2 separate regions of the Homo sapiens genome follow, and region 2 is linked to region 1. Evidence: read pairs that join two places in POLR2A ChIA-PET (ENCODE). Cell type or tissue: endothelial cell of umbilical vein. All regions are shown on one strand. Each heading gives the region's core, and the rest is flanking DNA. Links, peaks and the distances in the headings are about the cores only.

Evidence for each region. ChIA-PET counts read pairs that join two places held together with the same protein. Peaks named below come from ENCODE experiments on the same cell type or tissue, not always from the same donor. Only the 100,000 strongest peaks of a DNase experiment are listed, where the experiment ranks them.
Region 2: POLR2A ChIA-PET joins it to region 1 with 8 read pairs; 1 of 35 experiments calls an interaction of 5 or more read pairs at or near these places.

Annotation. Positions count from the first base shown.
Region 1 is chr20:44,726,172-44,731,543 of GRCh38, reverse strand. CCN5 (cellular communication network factor 5) reads right to left here. Exons shown (of 4, transcript NM_003881.4): 4 at 3,733-4,457. The coding sequence ends at 4,237. The region is part of intron 3 of KCNK15-AS1 (KCNK15 and WISP2 antisense RNA 1); the gene reads left to right. Among named protein-coding and RNA genes, the nearest start is that of CCN5, 13 kb to the right of the region's middle. RefSeq lists an enhancer at 4,310-4,835. In endothelial cell of umbilical vein, for the core only: no CTCF peak of the experiment used is centred there; DNase peaks (open chromatin) are centred at 913 and 2,503; H3K27ac peaks cover 1,745 bases.
Region 2 is chr20:45,916,897-45,922,268 of GRCh38, reverse strand. No RefSeq gene overlaps it. Among named protein-coding and RNA genes, the nearest start is that of PLTP, 7.4 kb to the right of the region's middle. In endothelial cell of umbilical vein, for the core only: no CTCF peak of the experiment used is centred there; DNase peaks (open chromatin) are centred at 2,038 and 2,398; H3K27ac peaks cover 387 bases.

The DNA.
Region 1 (5,372 bases), core at 281-5,280:
ATAGCTTCAGTTGAAGAACATGGAGGAATTACCTTCCTAATACTCACAATACCCCTGCGGAGTGGATACTCACTATTTTTTTTTTTTTTGGCAGAGTCTTGCTCTGTTGCCCAGACTGGAGTGCAGTGGCATGATCTTGGCTCACTGCAACCTCCACCTCCTGGGTTCAAGTGATTCTCATGCCTCAGCCTTCCAAGTAGCTGGGATTACAGGTGCGTGCCACCACGCCTGGCTAATTTTTGTATTTTTAGTAGAGATGGGGTTTCACCTTGTTGGCCAGGCTGGTCTCGAACTCCCGACTTCAGGTGATCCGCCCGCCTCGGCCTCCCAAAGTGCTGGGATTACAGGCGTGCTCGCCACTGCACACAGCCGGGTACTCACTTTATACAGCCATCCTGTGGGGTGGGCACTACTATTTATTCCCATTTTACAGATCAAAAAACTAAAGCGCCAAGAGTTAGGATAACGGTTGCTAAAATTTATTTTATTTTATTTTATTTTGTTGCAGACTACCACAATTACTACTTGAGACTGTCACTATGACAGTTATTACTGTTACTACTTGAGGCCGTCATTACAGCAGTTACTACTGTTACTGCCTGAGACTTCATTACAGGACTGAACGAGGGGACGAATGTAGAAATGAAAACTTAAGACAAAAGAAACTGTTGTAAAGGAAAGGGCCAGGGGAAGAAGAAGAGAACTCCCTGCTTCTAGTGAGCAAAGGCAGTCCCTGAGCTTCCACAGCCCTTCCTATTTATTGGGTAGAATGAGCAGGGAGGAGGAGGTAATGACTGGTTAGCTGGTTGATTGATCACAGATTCATATTGTTACTAACAGGTTTCAATTAGGCCTAATCACAAGAAACACTATGCTTGGAGCGTGACTGCCCTCAGCATTCCTTCTGGATGGCAGAAACAGTTTGTCAGTTTGCCAACATTCTGCATTTATGAGAAATAGTCTGCTGCTTACTCATATAGCTTCCAGTGGTATACTGAGTTGATCATGACCCTCAATCTTTCGGCCTCCAATATTTATTTATTTATTTATTTATTTATTTAATGAGACAGAGTCTTGCTCTGTCCACCAGGCTGGAGTGCAGTGGTGCGATCTCGGCTCACTACAACCTCTGTCTCCCCGGTTCAAGCAATTCTCGTGCCTCAGCCTCCTGAGTAGCTGGGATTACAGGTGTGTGCTATCACACCCAGTTAATTTTTGTATTTTTAGTAGAGACGGGGTTTTGATGTGTTGGCCAGGCTGGTCTCGAACTCCTGACCTCAAGTGATCTGCCCGTCTTGGCCTCCCAAAGTGCTGGGATTACAGGTGTGAGCCACCGCGCCCGGCCCTAAGTTTTTTTGTAAATCACGTAACACTTTCAACAATCCTCTGTGTTGAGTATTGCCATTATCCCCATTTTAAAGAAGGGGAAACTGAGGCACAAGGAGGTTAAGTACTTTGCCTAAGATGACAGCACTAGGAAATAGCAGAGCCAGGATGCACACCTGGGCAGGTTGGCTGAGCCCACTCACTCTACCACTGCACAGTGGCGGCTCAGCTGTGAGGTCATGGGCCTGAGTCCCAGCTCCACGACTCCAGGGTAACTTGTTAATCACTCTGGGTCTCAGTTTACTCATCTCTAAACAGGGAGTATTAGTGGCACTTTCCTTTAGGAATGTCCCAAGGATGACGTGCAGTGGTGTGGACAGAGTGCGTGGCAGAGAGAGCCTTATGTATGGGAGTCCCTCGGTGCACATTCCTCATTCTTGTCCGTGTTCTCCCTGTTTTGGGGGATGTTATCAGAATTTTGCCTGGAAATGTGTTTAGGGTTTATCCTTGCAGAACCAGACCCATGGAAATTCTCAATCTGTGAGAGACCAACAGCCATTCTCAAGAGTCAGATAAACTCAGGTTGGACTAGCATCCCACCCCAGCTGCAGACCAGCTTTTAGACAGCTCGCTTTCCCGGGTGTTTCCTTATCCCTGAGCTGGAGTTAGTTATATTTGCCATGCAGGGGCTCTGTGAAGGTTACATGGCTCAAACTCAGCATGTGATTCTCAAACTAAGGTTTCTGGAGGGGGTGATACCTGAGATAAGTGTTGGGGGCTGGGCAGCAGGGGCCTCTGTGACCAGCAACCGTACCTGGGGTGGGTAATTTACAAACACTGTGTCTGGGAATTGCCCTCATTCTCAGAACCCTCCTGCCCTTCCTTGTCCTGCATCTCCCAGGCTCCCCTCTCTTCCACCTTCCCAGCAGGTTCGACTCATGGGAGGCATAACTGGAAACTGGGGGATAGCAGCAGGCAGAAGCCAGGGCAGGTCTCCCCACCTCCATCTACTTTTTGTTAGGTCTGCGAGGCTGTGTCTCCTTAGCGGCTGCAGCTCCCAGCAGACAGCCTTGCCAGGTCCTCTTCCTCTGCCTGCTGGTGCCAGCTCTGGGCTCTGCCCTCCCTCTGCCCCTCCGCCCCGAGGGCTGGTCTGGTGTTGAATTTCTCCTCTTGCATCACACGGTCCCCTACTTGGCCTCTCAGATGGGTGACTAAGTCCTCTCATTAAATTCCTTTTGTTTTATTATGTTGAGTGAAAGACGTCATTCATTATAGAGTACCTGCTGTATGGTTGTATTAATGAGAAGTTCAAGAACACGAAAGCTCATCTATGGTGATAGAAATCAGAGCAGTGGTTGCCTTGGGGAGCAGGGGGATAACTGGAACAGAGCCAGAGGGAACTCCCTGAGATGATGAAAATGTTTTATACCTTGATTGAGGAGTTGGTTACATGAGCGTGTACGTTTATGAAGACTCGTTAAACCATATGCTTAAAATCTGTATATTTAACTATGGGTAAATTATACCTTAATAAAATTAGTTTAATAAGAAGAAATCCCTGTTTAAATACCAAGAGTGTTTTCTAATTTCCTGCTTGGATCCTAATGGAAATACAGTTTTACTTTTTAAACAAACACAGGTAGACCATGGAGGAAAATGTAAAATATATGTATTTGGTGTTGGGTGTTTTTTTTTGTTTTTGTTTTTTGTTTTGTTTTGTTTGTAAACAATAAAACATGAGACTTCGAACAATTTCACCCTTGGGTTAGTTGATTTCAGGCTATGCTCCCCAGTCCCTGGGAGGCAGCCTTCATTCTCCCTGCTCTTCTCTGGTCAAAAACGCTGGGAAGCACTGGTCTGTATAAAGTGCTAGTGCCTAGCACATAGCAGGCGCTCAAGCAATGTTAATTATTGGCTGGGCGCAGTAGCTCACGCCTGTAATCCCAGCACTTTGGGAGGCCGAGGCGGCGGGCGGATCACTTGAGGTCAGGAGTTCGAGACCAGCCTGACCATCATGGCTAAACCCCATCTCTACTAAAAATATATTTAAAAAAAAAAAAAAAGCCGAGCATGGTGGCATGCGCCTATAATCCCAGCTACTCAGGAGTCTTGAGGCAGGAGAATCACTTGAACCCGGGAGGCTGCAGTGAGTCGAGATCGTGCTATTGTACTCCAGCTCCAGCCTGGGCAACAAGAGCAAAACTCCATCTCAAAAAAATAAATAAATAAAAAAGTTAATTATTATTAATATGAATTGGGTTTCTTGGATCACTTGAAGGCCTGTCTTCTGGCTTTCTTTAAGACCATGTGATTTCACCTTGTGAGGTTCACAGAGAACTCTGCCCCTGAATTCTGCCCCGGATAATGGGAGGGCTTTCTCAGAAAACACAGGCCTGACACACAAGATCACGCATAGGCTTGTATTCAGGAACAATTTTACAAACTCCAGAAAAGGCAGCAGGAGATCCAGAATCTCTGTGTGCCTTCTCTTCATCCTACCCCCAGAAAAATGGCCAGTCCAGCCCAGCACCTGCTGCAGCCTCAATATTAAGGGACTGCTTGTCCCATCTCTTGCCCAGGGGAAGTCGGAGAGAAAGCTCGCCCGTGTGCATGTTTGATATAGGCTGTGTGTGTAGGCAGGGAGTGGGCTAGAGGACCCTGGACACCTTGGCCAGCCTCCTAGGCAGTGAGTTAGAGGAAAGGGGACTAGGTCTTGCACCTCTGCCATACCTCGGGATCCAGACAGACCAGGCAGCGTGTTAATATTGGTGTTCTGCATGGTGGACCCAAGCTAAAGTGTTGCCTGCAGCCAAGGGCCTGGGCACGGACCATCTTCCATCAGCCCAGGGCCCAGGCACAGGGCCACCAGCTGGGGATGGTGGACACCGTGTCCCCATTCCCAGCCCGGCTCTAGAAGGCACTGTTTTGTGGACTGCGACCCCTGGAGGGTGGGCAGGGCCTGGACAGGCACAGGCGGCGCTGGGTCTCCAGTCGGCAGAAGCGGTTCTGGTTGGACACCCGGGTGGCCATGCCCAGCCCACAGGTGGTCGAGCAGGGTCCCCAGGCCGTGCTCCATTCTGGGCAGGGGACACCAGGGGGCAGGGAAGAGACAAGGCCAGAAAACTGGGGTCCTAGGGGGGAAAGAACAAGAGTTAGCACTGAGCAGCCAGGGCTCAGCAGCTCAATCAACCCACCTGCCAGCGGCCACGGCAATCTTGGTCAAATGGCTCAGCCTCTCTGCATCTCAGTTTCTTGTTATGTAAATTTCTTAACAGTGGATGGCATTGAATAAAATAATGGGCATGAAGTGCCTAGCACAGTACCTGGTACTTGTAAGATTTCCATAAATATTAGTTATTTGGCAACCAGAGTGTGTTGGTCACGATGGTCCCTCAGTGAACCATGGTTTTCTCGTCTCTTTGGATAAACAGCATTTTACAGGCAGGGGGTGCCCAGCCTGTGTGGAGTGGTGCTTTGGCCCAGTGGCAAGGATGCTAAAGATTCCAGGATTCTTGTGCCAGGAACAAGATGGCAGGTTCACCATGGTCTAGCTTTTTCTCTGCTCCAAGTCTCCCTCTGTGAGTATTTTGGTGTCCTTCCTTCTAGTCTTACACTAGAAGTCCTCAACTAGGGTAATTTTGCCTCCCAGGAAAGGTTTGGCAATATCTGGAGACAGTTTTGGTGATCACAACTGGGGGGATGCTACTGGTATCTAGTGAGTAGAAGTCAGGAATGCTGCTAAGCACCCTGCAGTGCACAGGAAAACCCCCCCAACAAATAATTACTTGCCCCAATTGTCACTAGTGCTGACGTTGAGAAACCCTGATTTCTACCCACATGTGTGTGCTGTGTATGCATGTGTATGTGTAGATATACCTGTATACGTGCATAGGGACACACTTAGTTGAGATCGAGTTGGAAATACACCTTCTTATCCTGCTTTTATCCATAAGGTGAACTCACTGGTGTTTTCCTATGTATTTAAATGGATATATCATATTCCATCACAGGGATAATAACGGCTACCTCTGATATAGTACCATGTG
Region 2 (5,372 bases), core at 211-5,210, 1.2 Mb before region 1:
ATTTTGGCCAGGCTGGTCTCGAACTCCTGACCTCGTGATCTGTCTGCCTCGACCTCCCAAAGTGCTGAGATTACAGGCATGAGCCACCGTGCCCGGCCATCTTGAATTCAACAAACATCTATTGAGCATTTTCTGTGTGCCAGACCCTGTGCTGGGCACTGGACATATGGCCATGAATAAGAGTGGCAGGCTCCTGTCCCCGCCCTGGGGAGCTTGCAGTCTACTGGAAGAAACAGGCAATAAAGAATTAAACAAACAGAATGACAGGTAATGACACAGAGGGGGCCTCTTCTGTGGGGGTGACATTTGAGTAGGGATCTGAGTAACTCTGCATGGGTATGTGTGTGGGATGATGTGTCTGGTGGAGAAAAGAATTAAGGAAAGTCTGAGGCTGAAGGCACTTGGTGTGTTCCCAACAGTGGTAGAAGATGGGCTTGGAGAGGAAGGTAGGCAGGAGCTAGTTCACCTGCAGTGTTTCCAGAGGTCGTGGCCAGAGTCTGGGTTTTATTTTGTGTGTGATGGGGAGGATGTTGAGCAGGATAGAAAAATTCTATGATTCCCATTTTTAAAAATATCACTTAGATTGATGTAGAGAGGCTAGACCTACAGGAGAAATGGTGAGACAGGGAGATAAGGCAGGTTGTCCCGGTAACCAATGAAAATGGCTTGAAGTGGTGTTGGTGCTGATAGAGAGAATTGTATAGATGTGGGGCATCTTTTTTTTTTTTCGAGGCAGAGTCTCGCTCTGTTGCCCAGGCGGGAATGCAGTGGCGCAATCACAGCTCACTGCAGCCTTGACCTCCTGGACTCAAGCGATCTTCCCACCTCAGCCTCCCAAGTAGTTGGGACTATTGGCGCATGCTACCACACCTGGCTAATTATTTTTTGTAGAGACAAAGTCTCACTATGTTGCTCAGGCTGGTCTTGAACCCCTGGGCTCAAGTGATCCTCCCACCTCAGCCTCCCAAAGTGCTTTGATTACAGGCATAAGGTGAGGCGTCTTTTGGAGTTAGAGACACCGGGATTTGCTGATGTGGGGTATAACAAAAAAAGGAAGTCAAGGATGACTCCTATATTTTTGACTTGAGCACTGCATAAAGCTGGTGCCATGACCTGTGATGGGGAAGCTTGGAAAAGGAGCAGGATTTGGTACTTGCTAGGGTTGGGGGGGAGCTAAAATATGGATCTAGCTGGGTGGAAGAGAGGAAGAAGGCCAGAGGGCGGTGACATCCTCATGATTCCTGGCTAGGGGTTGGCAATCTTGTTAGACCAAAGCCTGGGTTATGCGGGGGACTCCTGCAGTATTAGGACACCTGGAAAAATTCGAGTTGCATTATGTTGACCACTTCTTGCAACATTTCAGCAAGCCCTGCAGAAAAGGGACAAGCTTAGGCTGAAGATGGTGGCCTATCCTTATTATCAAAGGAAAAAATCCCTTCCTTTGGGGCCCCCTCCCTTCACTTACTTTGAAATGTTGTGACTGGCTTATGAAATCCAAACATCTAGACAGAGCTGCTATGGATCCTCCACCTCTTCCTCAAAACAAGTAGAGGCTGGAAAGCCCACGTGGAGTATAAGGAAAGCACAGACGGTTAGGAGGCTTAGAGGACCACAGAAAGAGGTCCCCATGAGTCAGAGTCAGCTAGCAGACTGACAGAGGCATAGAAACTGGGAAGAAGGGTGGGATATGAAGAAGAAAAGAAAAGGGAAGTCAGAGAGAGAGTGAGCTGCCCAAGGCTGACATCCGAGCCCTGATGGAGAGGCACCAGGTGTGGGGATACAATGCCCTAGGACCGAGGACCCAGGGAAAGCAACACCTCATAAGGAACCTTAGAATCCTTGAGTTTCTAATCTGGAGGTGACTTCAGACACCAAGTGGCCTGTTCTTCACACAGAAAATGGACTGGCCTTCAAGGAGGAAATGGGAAAGAAAGAAGAAAACAACAGATCTCCCAGCTTTAGAAATCACGGAAAGTCAGTCCACAGCTTTGGCCTGGCTGAACTCAGCAAGCCCCAGCCCTTTTAGATTCCTTTTACCCATTTGGTAAATGTCCAGCCCTCACGCGGACTGTTTTGTCCAGTTGCATTCTGGAAACAGATGATCATTTCGCCTGTCTGGAGAGATGTAATCGGGGTCTTCCTGGCCTGAGATTTGTCCTCCTCAGATAATCCTCCTCTCATTCCAGCTGGGTCCCCTGTCACATGTCCCCAGGTGCACCCATGCTGACCAACACAGGCGCATGAGCTGCAGTGCTCATATGCTCAGGCAGAGTGAGGAGAAGGGGGTCACTCCCTGAGGGGTAGCTGGGGTGGGCGTTGGGGGTGGGGACTGGGCAGGAGAGGAGATGGGCTGACGCAGCTTCTCCAAGCCATGCAGAGATCCAAAGAAAACACAGCTGGAGGCACAGCGAGGGAGGAGGGGGCCAGAGCAGTGCATGTTGACATGTTGGGCAGCAATCCAGCTTGGCCTCCTGTGGTCAGTGGAGCCCGTGTTTACTTCCTTGGACCAGTTATTTCCTCGTACTGAACCTCAGTTTCCAAATCTGCAAAACAGGGCCAATAATAGCTATCTCAAGGCACTGCTGTGAGAGTTACATGGGATAATGAAAAAGAGAGAGACAGAGAGAGAAACCTAGTTACAAGCATAGGCTCTGGGGCCAGACTGACTTGAGCTTATAACTGCTGGGCCTCAGTTTCCTTATCTGTAAACTGGGGGTGAGGATACCTATCTTGTAGGATGTTATGAAGTGTAAGTGAGTTAATATGTGGAAGCACTTTCTGGCCAAGTGTGGTGGTTCACGCGTGTAATCCCAACACTTAGGGAGGCCGAGGCAGGCAGATCGCTTGAGGCCAGGAGTTTGAGATCAGCTTGGTCTACACAGTGAGATTCTATCTCTACAAAAAAATTTTAAAAGTTAGCTGAGCATGGTGGTACATGCCTATAGTTCCAGCTACTCGGGAGGCTGAGATGGGAGGATTACCTGAGCCCAGGGAGGATGAGGCTGCAGTGAGCCATGATCGTGCCACTGCCTTCCAGCCTGGGTAACAGAGTGAGACCCTGTCTCAAAAAAGCACTTTCTGTTTGTTAAGCAACTATGACAACTATTAATACTAATAATCAGGCCAGGCACAGTGACTCATGCCTGTAATCCCAGAACTTTGAAAGGCCAAGGCGAGAGGATCGCTCGAGCCCAGGAATTCTAGACCAGCCTGGGCAACAAAGTGAGAGCGCCCCACCCCGCCACCAAGTACTAGGTTCCACACTTTGTATACTTTATCACTTTAAATCCTCACTGCCACCCAGGGAGGTAGGTAAGTACTAGATCATCCCATTTTACAGATGTGGAAACTGAGGTTCAAAAAGTGTTTTTTTTTTTTAGAGACAGGATCTTGCTGTGTCACCCAGACTGGAGTTCAGTGGCACAATCATAGCTCACTACAGCCTCGAGCTCCTGGGCTTAAGCAATCCTCCTGCCTCAGCCTCCCAAAGTACTGAGATTATAGGCATGAGCCACCATGCCTAGCCCAGAAAGAGATTTTTCATTTCCTCTGGAACAGGGGTTGGTAAACTATGGCCTGTGTGCTAACTCCAGCTCCCAGCCTGTTCGTTAGATATTGTTTATGGCTGCTTTCATGCTAAAGTGTAGGGCTGAGCAGCTGCGATAGAGACCACAGGGTGTGGAAAGCCTAAAATATGTACACTTTGGCCTTTTCAGGAACAGCTTGCTGACATTTGTTCTAGAAAAAGGCAGAAGCAGGACTTTGCTATCCTGATTCCTTTACAGGAACAGCTTGCTGACATCTGTTCTAGAAAAAGGCAGAAGCAGGACTTTGCTATCTTGATTTCTTACCAGTATTGCTGTGCTGGGTACACAACTGAGGCTGGAAAGGCACTTCCTTCCTGTCCCTCTGAGTGCTGGGAAGCCTCTCCTTCTCTCTTCAAAGCCAGGGATGAGGCCGGGCGCAGTGGCTCATGCCTGTAATCCCAGCACTTTCAGAGGCCGAGGTGGGAGGATTCCTTGAGGCCAGGAGATGGAGACCAGCCTGAGTAACACAGTGAGACCTCATCTCTACAAAAAAAAAAAATTACAAACATTAATCAGCCGTGGTGGTGCATGCCTATAGTCCCAGCTACTCAGGAGGCTGAGGTGGGAGGATTGCTTGAGCCCAGGAGGTCAAGACTGCAGTGAGCCAAGATTGTGCCTCCGCACTCCAGCTTAATAGGCAGAGCCAGACTCTGCCTCAAAAGACAAACAACAACAAAACCAGGAGTGAAAGTGGGAAGGGATTTGGGGATTTGGCTCTCTCCATGTCTCAAGCCCGGTGATGAGCACTCGAGGAGGCTGCCAGAGCCCATCCCACGCTGCACATCTGCTGACATCACTCTTAACGTTTGAGGGTTGTGTGCACCATATGTTTTAGAGGAAAAGGGAAATCAATGTATTAAAGAGGGACAGGCTGAGTGGGGAAGGCCCTGGATTCAGGGCCAGTGACTGCACCTTCTCCTCCACCAGCCCAGGTCAAGGCTGTATTTATTTATTTATTTAGAGACAGAGTTTCACTCTTGTTGCCCAGGCTGGAGTGCAATGGTGCGATCTCAGCTCACTGCAACCTCCACCTCCTGGGTTCAAGCGATTCTCCTGCCTCAGCCTCCCAAGTAGCTGGGATTATAGGCACCTGCTTCCACACCCGGCTAATTTTGTAATTTTAGTAGAGATGGGGTTTCACTGTTTTGGTCAAGCTGGTCTGGAACTCCTGAACTCAGGTGATCCACCTGCCTCAGCCTCCCAAAGTGCTGGGATTACAGGCATGAACCACTGTACCCGGCCGGTCAGAGCTGTGTTTAGGGTCAATTGAACTGAGGCTAACATGGTACAGGAGGAGATAAAGGATCTGGGTTGGCATAGGGATCGCCTGCTGCCCAGGGACATTCAAGGACTCCAAACCAGTTCAATCACTCAGTAAATATTTAGTCAGTACCTACTGTGTGCCAGGCATGGTTCTAGGCACTAAGGACACAGTGTTGAACAAAATTCCAGCTCTCACGGGGACAGACAACAAACAAGAAAGAAAATATTCAATAGTAATAAAATCTATAAAGAAAATAAACCAGGCTGATATGATTGAGAGCGATTAATAGATAGGCAGGCAGGGAAGGCCTCTCTGAAAAAACGCCATTTAAACTGAGACAAAATGCTGGGCGTGGTGGCTCGAGCCTGTAATCCCAGCACTTTGGGAGGCTGAGGCGGACAGATCACTTGAGGTCAGGAGTTCGAGACCAGCCTGGCCAACATGTGAAACCCCATCACTACTAAAAATACAAAATTAGCTGGGCGTGGTGGTGCACGCCTGTAATCCCAGCTACTCAGAAG